Linked DNA regions of Homo sapiens: region 1 is linked to region 2. A link is a loop called in an ENCODE intact Hi-C map of the cell type or tissue named here. Cell type or tissue: OCI-LY7. All regions are shown on one strand. Each heading gives the region's core, and the rest is flanking DNA. Links, peaks and the distances in the headings are about the cores only.

Region 1 (6,092 bases), core at 578-5,577, 75 kb after region 2:
CATGGGTAGGAAGGAGAGGGTGTATGTCAGACCTTGAAGGTATATTTGACAAGAGGCAGAAAGAGCAAGGCACCTGCTACACAGCACCAGCCTTGGTGCTATTTGTAGAAAAAAGACTTGGTGGCAAGCAAAGCACAGCACTGGAGGCCTGAGGTGGAGGTTTTCCCTCTTGAAATAAATCTGAGCAAGCATTCTCTCTACTCTTATCCTCAGTTTCTTCTTCTTCTTGATAGCAAAAGAGAGAGTCCTCCTCCTCAGTGTCAGACATCTTGGACGGTCCTAAAGCTTCCCAGAGGGGCTGTTTTTACTGCACCCAGGAGAGTTTACATAACACTTAATCAGCAATGGTTGTAAAAATGAAAAATGTCACAGTTCAATGTGTGAAACAAGTAGCTCCCATCAGTTTCAGAGTTTGTCTTCTTTCAGCTTTAAGTAGATGAATTCCGTAGTCAAACCATGTCAGGAGTCATTTGAAGCATTTGAAAACCCCAAACCAGGCCTCCTGATGGCCATATGTGGAGTTTCCACCTCAGGCTCTTACTCTCAAAGGGCAATATACAGTTTATTTACAGTTTGTCGTATTTGAAGAATGTCCTTTAAAAATAACAACCAGTTCTATTCCTTCTTTCTTAAGTTGGCTCCTTTCTCAGCCTATAACAGTTGTTGCTGTAATCACAATCTCTCTTTTATCCATTAAATAAAAATATCACTATTTTGAGCAAAAGATCATGAACACAATAAAAATGAGGCTTATGATTGTCACAAGAGAAGCTTAGCTGGAAAAAAATTTTGCAAAGAATTCAAACCACCAAAAGTTTATCAGAACAGATGGCCAACAAGTTCTCTGAATTAATAGTTGCTCTAAGCAATAAAATCAAAGTAAATGTTGTCTGTGTATACCAGAAATCGCATATTCAGATCACCCAGTGAAGCTCTCTGGTTTACATTTAGGTATCTGGTGCCACAGATATGCAGCCTTAGGTGGTAAATATAAGTTTATCTCTGGAAAATATGTTGTTTCAGAGACTGAAGTTTTTTTTTTTGTTTTTTGTTTTTTGTTTTTTACTTTTATTTTACAACATGATTCTACACAGAGCAAGAGCCAGAAGACCAAAATCTGGGTGAAACTCCCCCTAAATCAGTCTTGCTCAGTTTTTCCAGCAGCCTCTGGATTCAGCACAGGCAGGGATTCCAGCTGGGAAAGCTATCAGTTTGCTGCTAATTTTCTTCTTCTGTGCTTACCTTTCACTTGGGTCATTTTCCTGATTTTTCTACACATGTTCCAGGAAGCCTTCCCTCGGCCTCCTGTCAGACAAGACTTCTTCCCCATTGAGCAATCACACAGGATAAGATTCATGGCTGGGGAAAGTGATGATAGGACTGAGGTCTATGAGCAAGAGGGCCCAACATACATCAAAGGGCTTGGATGACTCGTGGTAACAAAAAGCAAAACTCTATTCATTGAGAGATTTATTCTACATAGACTTTAATCATGGCTTTATTCACTGTGGTTTGTGTGTATTTGGTGAGTCACAGAGGTTTTTAAGAGAAAGAGGCTTTTCAATATTTTTCTTCATTATGAAAGCTTTGTCTTATGTAAAGCAATAAAAACACAATTAAAATGGAATATCCAGATTCCAGTGGAATGAGGGGAGAGTGTCAGAAAAAGAAGGTGATATTTAAATTGGAATCCTGGCTGTGCCACTGAGGAAGACAGGCTCAACCCATTGACATATGCAGACCATCTGGAGCACGGGGTAAATCTCAGTGCTATTTTCTTTTAACTGCAGAGTTCAGGTGGCAAGTAGTGGCAGGTTCAGGAAAACACAGTGAGCACTACTGCCCTCAACACACCCACACAAGCTATGTATTTATTTCTGCCCCTTATTGGCTGAGGGTAAAAAAATAAAAATAAAAAAATCCTATTCCATCTACTCCATTAGGCCATATTGGCCCAAACTACAAATTCACCTGTTTGTTGTTTTTTGAATTTTTATGAATTTATATTTTGGTGGGGGAGAGGTAAGTATGGCAGAGAGGTTAGGAGACTAAGGTACAAGAGCAGAATTCCTTGGTTCAAATCCTAGCTCCCCTAATTAATAACTATGTGGCCCAGAGCAAGTTACCTAAGCTGTGTTTCTTTATCTGTAAAATGGAGATGACCTTTTGCCTCAGGGTTTAATATCATATCTGTAAAGTGCCCAGAGTATTGTTAGTTGACAACATTACCTTTCTCTCACACAGAAGTGAACTCCATGGCTTCATTCCATTAAGGAAATCAAGAAGGACTAGAGAAAGGAAAGGCAACCTATGCATCATAAATTCCAACTCTGAGAAGGAGAGGTAGAAAAGGAGACCAGAAAGCAAAGTGCTAAGAGAGGAGACCATCTGGCTCACTGTTGGACAGCCTGGATGCTACAGTGAGTTTTTCCTCATGCTGAACTAAACATCTTTCCTCAACATTTCCACCTTTCACCCAAAGTGCTGTTTCTGGAACAATACATGGAGTTGGCCCATGCCCTTTTCTATGTGACAAATCTTTGAAAATAGCTATTGTGTCCCCACCTAAGTGTTTTATTTCCCAGGCTAAGCATTCCTGAGTCCTTCGATTATCCCTGGATGATGGAGTTTCCAGGCCCCTTCCCATCATGGCCAGCCTTCTCTGGACACACTCTAATTTCTCCATGTTCCTCTTAAAATGTGGTGTCCAGAAGGAAACACGATACTCTAGATGTGGACTGACCAAACACTAATTACAATGGGACTATTAACTCCTTTGATCCACAGAGTATATTTCTATTAATGGAGGCTAAAATTACACAAACTTTTTTGGTGGCCACATCACACTACGTTTTCATTTTGAGTTGATGGTAAATTATAGCCCCTTGGTTTTTTGTTTTGTTGCGTTGTGTTTATTTTTTACTACTGTATTATTTAACCAGGACTCTTCTATCTTGCATCTTGCCAGTAATTATTTAGCTTAAACACAGAAATCTGGCTGACTAAATGGTGAGAGTTAAGGTGTTTGTGGGCAGGAACTATGTCTAGCTCATCATGGCATTCCCAAGTCTAGCACATTGCCTGGCTTATCCATGTGGTAGCACTATCTTCTACCTCTTGCCTCCCATCATGATGACAGCTTAAGGAATAAAGGCACAAAGAATGTACCAGGCAGAAGCTCAATCTTTACTCCTAATTCTAGCATTAGCCCCAAATCCCTATGACATCTCCCACCCTGGCAACTCAGAGTAGAGCATTTTTGTAGGACTTTTATGCCCTTATTTGAATAAGCCTATATGATGGCAAACTCAACAGGGAAGGAAGAGGAAAGGAAAAAAGCAAATCTAAAACAGGGGATGAATAAAATACTGTTTGCTCAGTCCAGCTCCATGTCTATTTGCCTGTCCTTCCCACCAAGAACTCTACCACTTCAATTTGGGGCATTTTGTGAGGAGGGGGGAATCCTTGAGCTCCCCCTAGAGGTTAGAGTATGGGACTAATAAGAGATGTTCAGTACTTAAATGATCACTGATGTTGCATTATTTCTGAATCTCAATCCAGTATTCCAACATATTGATCAATCCTCTCAACTATCAGATAATTGTGAGTTTAAGAAGGATTGGGCCAACCTGGGGCTTCTAAATGAAATACTATTGCATGAGACCTTGGTCCAAGGAAGTCACTGCAAACTCATTTTGCCTGAACATGAACTTCCTTACCTTGTTTGCTTGCTCCTGTCAGCTTTGGACCCCAGGCAGCCTCCCACACACTTCCAGGCTTTGCATTTGCTTAACTTGGACTTCAGATTTATTATTCATTCACTTGGTCATCCAAGTCAAGGGCTGCATAGGCTCTGGGAATACACTAGAGAGAAAAATCAGACATGGGAATTATAATCTAGTGAAAGAGGAAAATAACCCACAAATAAGAGAAGTTGTAGCCAAAAGAAGCACACAGGGTCCTGAGCACCACGACAGGGGGCTCTGACCTTATTGAGGAGGAGAAAGTGATGTGTGAGATGAGAAATGAACACGATCAGCTAGTTAAGGATGGGACTGAAGTGAAGGAATTTCCAAGTAGAAGAAATGGCCTTCTGCAAAGAAACCTGGTACATAAGGGAGCCCAGGAAGTACCAGAAGCTGAAAAGAGGCCAGCATGGCTAGAACAGAATGCAGAGAGGAAGCTCACAGAGAGATAAGGCTACAGAAGAGAGCTGCTTGGCTTGTCACCAAGACCTGCCTCCAGATTAACTCTGACCCATGACCCATGCCTTTTGAGCATGACTGTCACATAACTCTTTTTTTTCCTTTGAGACAAAGTCTTGCTCTGTCACTGAGGCTGGATTGCAGTGGTGTGATCTCGGATCACTGCAACCTCCGCCTTCCAGGTTCAAGCGATTCTCCTATCTCAGCCTCCTGAGTAGCTGTGATTACAGGCATGCACCACCACACCTGGCTAATTTTTGTATTTTTAGTAGAGGTGGGGTTTCACCATGTTGGCCAGGCTGGTCTTGAACTCCTGGTCTCAAGTGATAGCCTGTCTTGGCCTCCCAAAGTGCTGGGATTACAGGCATGAGCCACCGTACCCAGCCAACTGTCACATAATTCTTAAACTGCCTTTTCCATTCTGTCTGCAAGAATTTCATGAAATACATTGTCAAATACTTCAAGGAAATCAAAATACATTATGTGCACATTATGACCCTGATAGAGCAGTGATTCCATTACAGACCATAGGCATAGTATTTCAAGGATGAGTGAAGATTTTTTGTTTGCTTTTCTTATTTAACAGGGAATGTTTGGACATACTTAAAAGCATAGGAAGAAGTCAAAGAGGGAGAAACAATGGGTGCTAGAGAAGATGGTAGAGTAGGGGAAAAACAGATTCCTTCATGAAGAGACACTAGGTGCCTCCCTAATATCTTCCTGTGAATAGTTTCATTTATGTTTTTAAAATCACATCATTCAGCAATACTTTTTATTTGTGCAATGTTTTTTTCTTGTAGGTGAGAAATATCAGCTGGTGACCATGCAAACTGAAGCCTATTTTTCTCCGTTCCAGAATTATTCAATACCAGCTACTTATCTGTAACCAAGCAGTAGCACCCTCTACTTTTATTGTTCGTTTGTCTAATCACCCATTCTTTCAGCAAATATGTATTAAGTTCTGTCTATGTACTAGACATTGGAGATAAAAAATATTAATGAAACAGAGTATTTGCCCTCAGAAGGCTCACCAACAAGTGACAAAACAGTAGGTGCCCAGGACACAATTAATGAGTGATGACTAGACGCAAATGTAAACAAATGGTAACATGAGGTGAGAGAAAGCTCTTAATTCTGTGTATGGAGGAGAGGAAGGCCTTTTGTGTAGGGGTATTTGAGCTGAGACTTGGAGAATGAGTGGGAGCGTACTACCAGTGCAAGAGGAAGGCCCAGGCAGAGGAGACAACATTTGCAAAGTCCTGGAGACAAAGAAAAATGTGGAGTAGTCAGTAGCTGAAAGAAGGTAGCTTGAATAGAGTCCGAGGTGGCCTTAGGAGTCCAGAGAGAGATGAGGCTGGAAGAACAGGTAGGATTCACTCATGATAGGCATTGAACTCTGTTTTCTACAATTTAGATTTTATTGGCTAGGCAAATGGTGAAGCTCCAGTTTGCATTTTAGAAAGACTATTCAGGCAACCATGTAAAAGATAATTTCTAATCATGAAGACCTGAAGAGAATTTTAACTCAACTTGACATCAATAACTGGTTGGTTCATCTACATTTGGCAGTATACACACAGTGCTACCTTGATTTGTTTGGAAGAATATCTAAACCTTAATTACAATCCAGAGTCTCTGGAAAAGATGGCTGGGGTTAGCTCAGTTTTTTCTTAATTGTGTTCTACAGAATGCTAGTTCTATACAGTGTTAGTAGTTGCTAAGGGGTGTAGGGGTGGAGGAATGTCTGCCAGTTATATTTTAGGAAATTATACTTTAGGTTATTACCCTTAGGGAATAGAGTGGCATTATAGGTAACCTGGAAAAGATAAAGCAGAGAAAGTGCTTCTGTGTTTCTTCAGAAAACATCAAAAAAGACATATTGCAGGA
Region 2 (6,092 bases), core at 683-5,682:
ACTGGTGGAGTAAGCAAATTGGCTGACAACTTCCCATGCCAAGTCCCAAGGTGAAAAAGAAAGCAACCCCCTGATTCTCGCTTCTTACCTCATGTCATCTGTGGAGGGCTCCCATCCTGTGGACCTTTTTCACTTAAGGCCCAAAGGTTGAGAGAAGCAACAAACAGGAAAGGGATTCCCCATGGGCCTTGCACAGAATCAGACGTTGGCAAACAGAATCAAGTCCAGAACTAAGAATTACAGTACCTGATACTCTCCCCGGGCCTCCTCTCACCCCTATACACCTTAAAAACTGCCCATATGTAACATATTTAGGAACACGAACCATTCTCAGTGTCCTCACTGCCAGGAATTTTCTCTCAGCATCTACACTTTGCTTTGTAACCCTAAGCCAGTTCCACCATGGAAAGCTGCTGGGCACCCTGGATGGGACAGACCAGGAAATTGCTGATTTCACCCTGAGCTCCCTCAGGCTGATGACCCACCTGTGAAGATCTGATACATTGGACCAGAAAGCACTACAACATCCCAGAAATCCAAATGCTCTCCATTAAGGTAGTTCAAGTTCGTGCTGTTAAGTTAATTTGTCCAATTACAAGGAAAACATTTGACTCTGATAGCTCTCTTTGCAACGTCCCATACTTCGAGGGATTAAAATTCCCTCAAATATACCAGAGAGTGTGTGCAGTTTGGCTTCCACTCAAAGGGGTTTAAGAATCCTTTGGCTCAGTCATTTAGCAAACCTTTATTGAGCAACTACTATGTGCCTGGCCCAGGGACCACTGCTGGGCACTTAGCACTCCCCACAGGAGACAGACAAATCATGACAATAGCAAGTGGCCATTTTTCAAAACGAACAGGCATACCTGGCACCATGGGAGCAGAGTGTGGGGTTCAAGGCAGTACACTCTGCTCCACATCGGGGCTGACTTTCTGATGACCCAGAGTCTACTCAGGTTTTATCAGCACTCTGGGGTCCATTTTATACTCAGACTCAAAGTGCATCAGGATGCTTCCCGATAACATGAGCCCATGCCACCCATCACACATCATCACATCTAGGGAAGTCCCCTCAGTGATGGAGGAAGTTGCTTCGGGGACCCTGAGCATGTGCAGTCTGGCTGGGCGGGAGGAGCCATCCCCTCTGCAGTCCTCCCCATGCTGAGACCCAGAGACCTTGAAGGTCATTAAGGGGCCAGAGGACAGTGAGTGCAAGCCAGCTTGCCGGATGCACTAGTCATTCAAGCAGTCACACTTTAATGCAAGAAATATTTCTGCTGTGCCTAGTGTGTGTCAGACATTGCTCTGGAGTTCGGGGCTGAAATAGGACAAATATTACTTCCCCACAGAGCTTACATCCCAACGCAGCAAGTCAGACAACAAATAAGAATAGCAAATGCTATTACTGTGCGCCTGCTCTGCCTGCTTCACATATTTCACCTTCACCACCAGTCTGTGAGGTAGGTGCTATTACTAACCCTCTTTACTGACAAGGAAAATGGGGCACAGAGAAGCTAGGTAATTTCCTCAAGGGAGCTAGCTAGGAAGTGAAGGAGCCATGGATTTAACTTCTGTAAGTAATACAGAGCTCAGTTTTCAAACAACTACACTGCCACAAAATAAATCAGTTGCTTATACATTGTACTACATGATGATATATTCAGGAGAAAAAACATAAGGCAGAGAAGCAGGATAAGGAGGCTGGGGTGCGGTGGGGAGAGTGGGGTGTGTATTTTTAATTACAGTGGCTGGGAAAATCCTCAATATGAAGGATGCACTTGAGCAAAGACTTGAAAGAAGTGAGGGATGTCTTGGGGAAACATCTTGGGGAAGATGTCATGGGGAAGAGCATTCTAGAGTACTTAGAGAAGAGCACTGCAGGTGTCTTGGGGAAGGGCATTCTAGAGTAGACAGCAAGTGCAAAGGCCCCGAGGGCAGCATGCCTGGAGTGTTGAAGGAGTGAAAGTGGAGGGAGAGGGAAGGTAGAATGAGGTGGGATCAGACAGGTAATGGGGCTGGGGGCAATGGGGCACACCATGCAGGACCCTGGAGGAACCTGAGGAGGATGAAGTGGGCTATCCTTTGAATAAGATGGGAAACTGTGGTTGCTATTATGCTTTTAGTCAAACAGTTCCATTCTTCCCCTCTGGCCATACGATAGGATTGCCTGTTTTTGTCCCTTTGAAGCTATATATGGCCATATGACTTGCTCAGCCAACAAAATGAGAGTGGAGGAGATGTGTTCACTTCAGGCAGAAGCTTTAAGAACCATTGTGTGAAATGCGCTGACAGTGTTGCTGCTTTCAGTGACTTCAGGAGTCTCCTTCAGGCTCAGTTCTCAAGGGACTGTGACGAACAGAGCCCTTCTGCTCTACCTCATGGGACATGTGGTTTGAATGAGAAATAAACTTTGTTTGGTGAAGTCACTGAGATGTTGATGTTGCTTGTCACCTGAGCATAATCTAGCTCAAACTGACTGATGCAGAGACCAAGGGAAGGTTTTGGGAAGATAAGTTTTAGCAGGGTCAATCTGGCTGGAACTGGTGTTCAGAATAGACTGAAAGGAGACAAAGTTGGATGCAGAGAGAGCAGTTAAGAGAGTATTGCTATAATCCAGGTGAGAGATGAAGATGATGGTCTATTGGATCATAGTAACATGGGAGGCAATGAGAGGTAATCATGTTCTAGATATTCTAGTGGAACCACTAGGATTTGCAAATGAATCAGATATTAGGTGGAAAAAGAAAAGTCAAAGATAACCTCAAGATTTTCAGTGTGGACAACGAGAAGGATAAAAATGCTCTTGAGCCTCCAAACCACCTGCTACACACACACACACACGCACACACATACACGCACACACACACACACACACACACCTTAAAAAGCAAACCGCAAACCCTGTTCCTTATTTGGCAAGCAAAGGAGTTATTCCTCTCGAATAAGCATTGCCCTTTACAGGCAGTTTATGTCAAAATGAACAGACTTATGATAGAGGTTGCCTTATTGTGGATCAATTTATTTTAGCAACTTTCAATTCAAAGAAACCCTTGAAATCATATAGTCCAAGCCACTCATTTTATCTGAAGAAACTGGGGTCCAGGGAGATAAATGATCTTTCCCAGGTTCAAGTAGAAAATGAGTCGAGTTGACATGAAAATGGGTCGAGTTGACATGAAAATGGGTCGAGTTGATATCCAAAGATTCCTGACTGCTAGTGCAGTGCTTTACCTCCCGCCTCATGTCCAGCCTGGACAGGGGATGTTCCTAGGTGTGCATAGGCCTTGGAGGGGATGCAGGGAGGAGAGGAGAGACATTTAAAAGGAGTGTTACCTCCTTCACTGTTTTGTATAGACCCATCCTGAGCAGGCCTTAGCAAATATCTTCCCTTAAGGTTGCAATTACTTCCATCACACTAACCTTGACTTCACTGGTCCTGATCCAAATACCAAACCTGAGAAGAAAAAGTATTAAAAGAAACTAAAAAAATACATCCTGCTCTGTGTGTGTGTGTGTGTGTGTGTGTGTATGTGTGTGTGTGTTTGACACCTACAAAGCATGGAACACATTCAGGTCCCTTCTTCACTTTGTCTTGTTTGGTGTCTTCTTGCCCTGCCAGCTTTGTGCCATTCTTCTTGCAAAGCATTCTTTGAGCTGCTCCGCATGGGTCGGGCACAGCTAGAAACAGACAGTGCCAACACATCTCTTCGTATCCTAGCACAATGTATCTTAGCACACTAACTAGAATCATTTGTATTATGCACTTCTATGACATACTTTAAATTTGCGAGATGCCTGACTATAATTTTTATTATGTTTTTATTATTAGTTTTACCTTTTAAAACAGCTATTTGAAACCATTAACATTGGAACCCTTCTCTGGCTTTTTGCAAACCTTGGACAATGCCCATTTTTAGTGACTATTGTTGTAGACCTGCTCTGAGGTCTAGGGAAGCCAAACCACCTTTTTATAGTCAGTGATTGGAGATTTCCCAGGGATGACAGAGTGGTGAGAGGCAACAAGGAGTTTAGACCTGAATCTCTTCTTCTAAGAAGAAGGCAAAGAATAACCTGAAGAGGAAAATGCTACAAAAGAGAGTCACATTGTTAGAGGCCAAATAGCAATCCTCAGAGCCATCAGCAGCTGGAGGGACAGCTTATAATGTTTACCAGGCCCTAGTATTGGAAAAATGTGTAGAATAAACTGAAATTGTGTTAACTTTTCTTTCTGAAGTTTAAACGAATATCTGCATTACATAAAAGTGCCAAAAAGTATATCAGAGCCTATAAAAATGTTAACTAAGACAGGGTGTTTCCAATGAACTTGTTTTCATTGGAAAAGAAATGTCCCCATAAAAAGACATGCTCTGTGCCTCATTTCTCTATTGAGAGATCTGCAAATACTGCACTTGATGTGCAGGGTAAACCTCCCTTTCTTCCAATACAAACCAATTTTGTCTTTCCCTCCATATGTGCAAGGAGTGTGGTGGAAAGATCACTAAAGCTGCAGTTGGAACAGTGTGACATTGTGTGCTGTTCCTGGACACGCGACCTGTTTCATATATTAACTGCATTCTAAATTCCATTAATGACAATGCCATATGCGCTTTCTTTAGTTTTACCTCCATATATACCTTTATTCCACCTTAACAGATCCCAGCTGTTATTAAAGAACGTGGTTTAAGTCCCATCACAACAAATATTTCTCTACAATGAATGATCCCAAATAATAGCCCATTTCTTGGAATAATTTTACTCAATTCAATTTAATGACTATATTTGAAGACAAATTCTTCCAAGTACTATACTGAATTCAGCTCTGCTGATCAGAGACAAAAAAGAAAGGCTGAATACTCTATGCCGAAGGGCTCAGTATTTGAAATGACAAAATTCCAACGTAACAAAGGAACTGTGGTTATCCCTTGAACTAATACAGGATTCCAAGTGGGAATGGTGGTTTTATCCTATAGATGCTTTAGATTTTATTATTTTCCTTCTTCCATTTCTGCAGCTTTTTGTCAGGGGCCTATAGTTTCTAGGTTCCATTTCCAGGATAGGAGTTCTTCACCTCCAGTTGCTCCTGCCATAACATAGACTTACTTATTTCCAAGGGAGACTGAGGAGGCCTCCTTGTCACTTTAATCAAGTCAATCAGGTCTGACAGTGTGATATTAGCATCGATACCATACAACTGAATTGGGATTTATCTGCACCAAAGTACACATCAGATGCAGAGTTTAAATCAAGCCTTTGCCCCACCCTGTGGCGTTGGTGGCAAAGCAGCCATTTATTTCATCTCTGTCCAGTGGAACTACATCACACATAAGAGCTTTTCTCCTCGGGCTTCTTGTGCAAGCATTTTTTCCCTCACCACAAAATGTTTTTCTTTTTTCAAAAATGAACTTGTTGCTCCAACCAGCTTGGTTTCTGGCTCTGGGTCCAGAACTTGAGGGTAAATGGTGAGGTTGAAATGTGTTTCTAGATTCTGCAGCTTCTAAGTGGTTACCCTTTCCAAACCAGGGTGGGCCCCCTGCAAAACTGTCAAGTTGGCGAAGTCTGCTTCTCCCCCTCATTGCCCCTAGCTTGGTCTGAGCAGAAGGAAATGTGTCTGTGGAATCAAAGGACCCCCTGACTGAGCACTCACCATATGCCAAGAAACATTCCAAAGTCCCTTATCTGCACTGTCATGGTTAAAGCTCTCCATCCGCATCCTTAGCAGGGTTCTTCCACCTCTGAGGAATTCGGTGCTCAGAGAGGTTAAGTAACTTGCCCAGGGTCATAAAGGTAGGAAGTAGCTGAGGCAGGCTGGACTCACATGTAAGATAAAGAAACCTCAACGGCCACAGGCCCAACTCTGTCCCTTTAAAGCCTTCTATCAAACTCCAGCTACATTCTTTAGGCTATGTGGTACAAGGACATGCTATTTTTTAAAAAGACAATGAAGAAAAATTTTTGGCAAAATATATAATTCAGCTTCATAGTCAATATATATATACATATAATTCAAGTTATTCACAGTCGTCCTGTGACAGCAGAAAACCCCAGGTCTCACTTGCTCCCTGGGACTTGAGTTCATTGCTGGAGATGTTGCC

Evidence for each region. Peaks named below come from ENCODE experiments on the same cell type or tissue, not always from the same donor. Only the 100,000 strongest peaks of a DNase experiment are listed, where the experiment ranks them.
Region 1: a loop joins it to region 2, with 3 times the contacts of the local background. A loop is called at or near these places in 1 of 110 quality-filtered maps.

The regions. Positions count from the first base shown.
Region 1 is chr1:115,272,787-115,278,878 of GRCh38, reverse strand. No RefSeq gene overlaps it. Among named protein-coding and RNA genes, the nearest start is that of NGF-AS1, 7.2 kb to the left of the region's middle. In OCI-LY7, for the core only: CTCF peaks have their summits at 3,273 and 3,474 (motif pointing left); a DNase peak (open chromatin) is centred at 3,458.
Region 2 is chr1:115,348,119-115,354,210 of GRCh38, reverse strand. The region is part of intron 1 of NGF-AS1 (NGF antisense RNA 1); the gene reads right to left. Among named protein-coding and RNA genes, the nearest start is that of NGF, 13 kb to the right of the region's middle. In OCI-LY7, for the core only: no CTCF peak of the experiment used is centred there; a DNase peak (open chromatin) is centred at 2,880.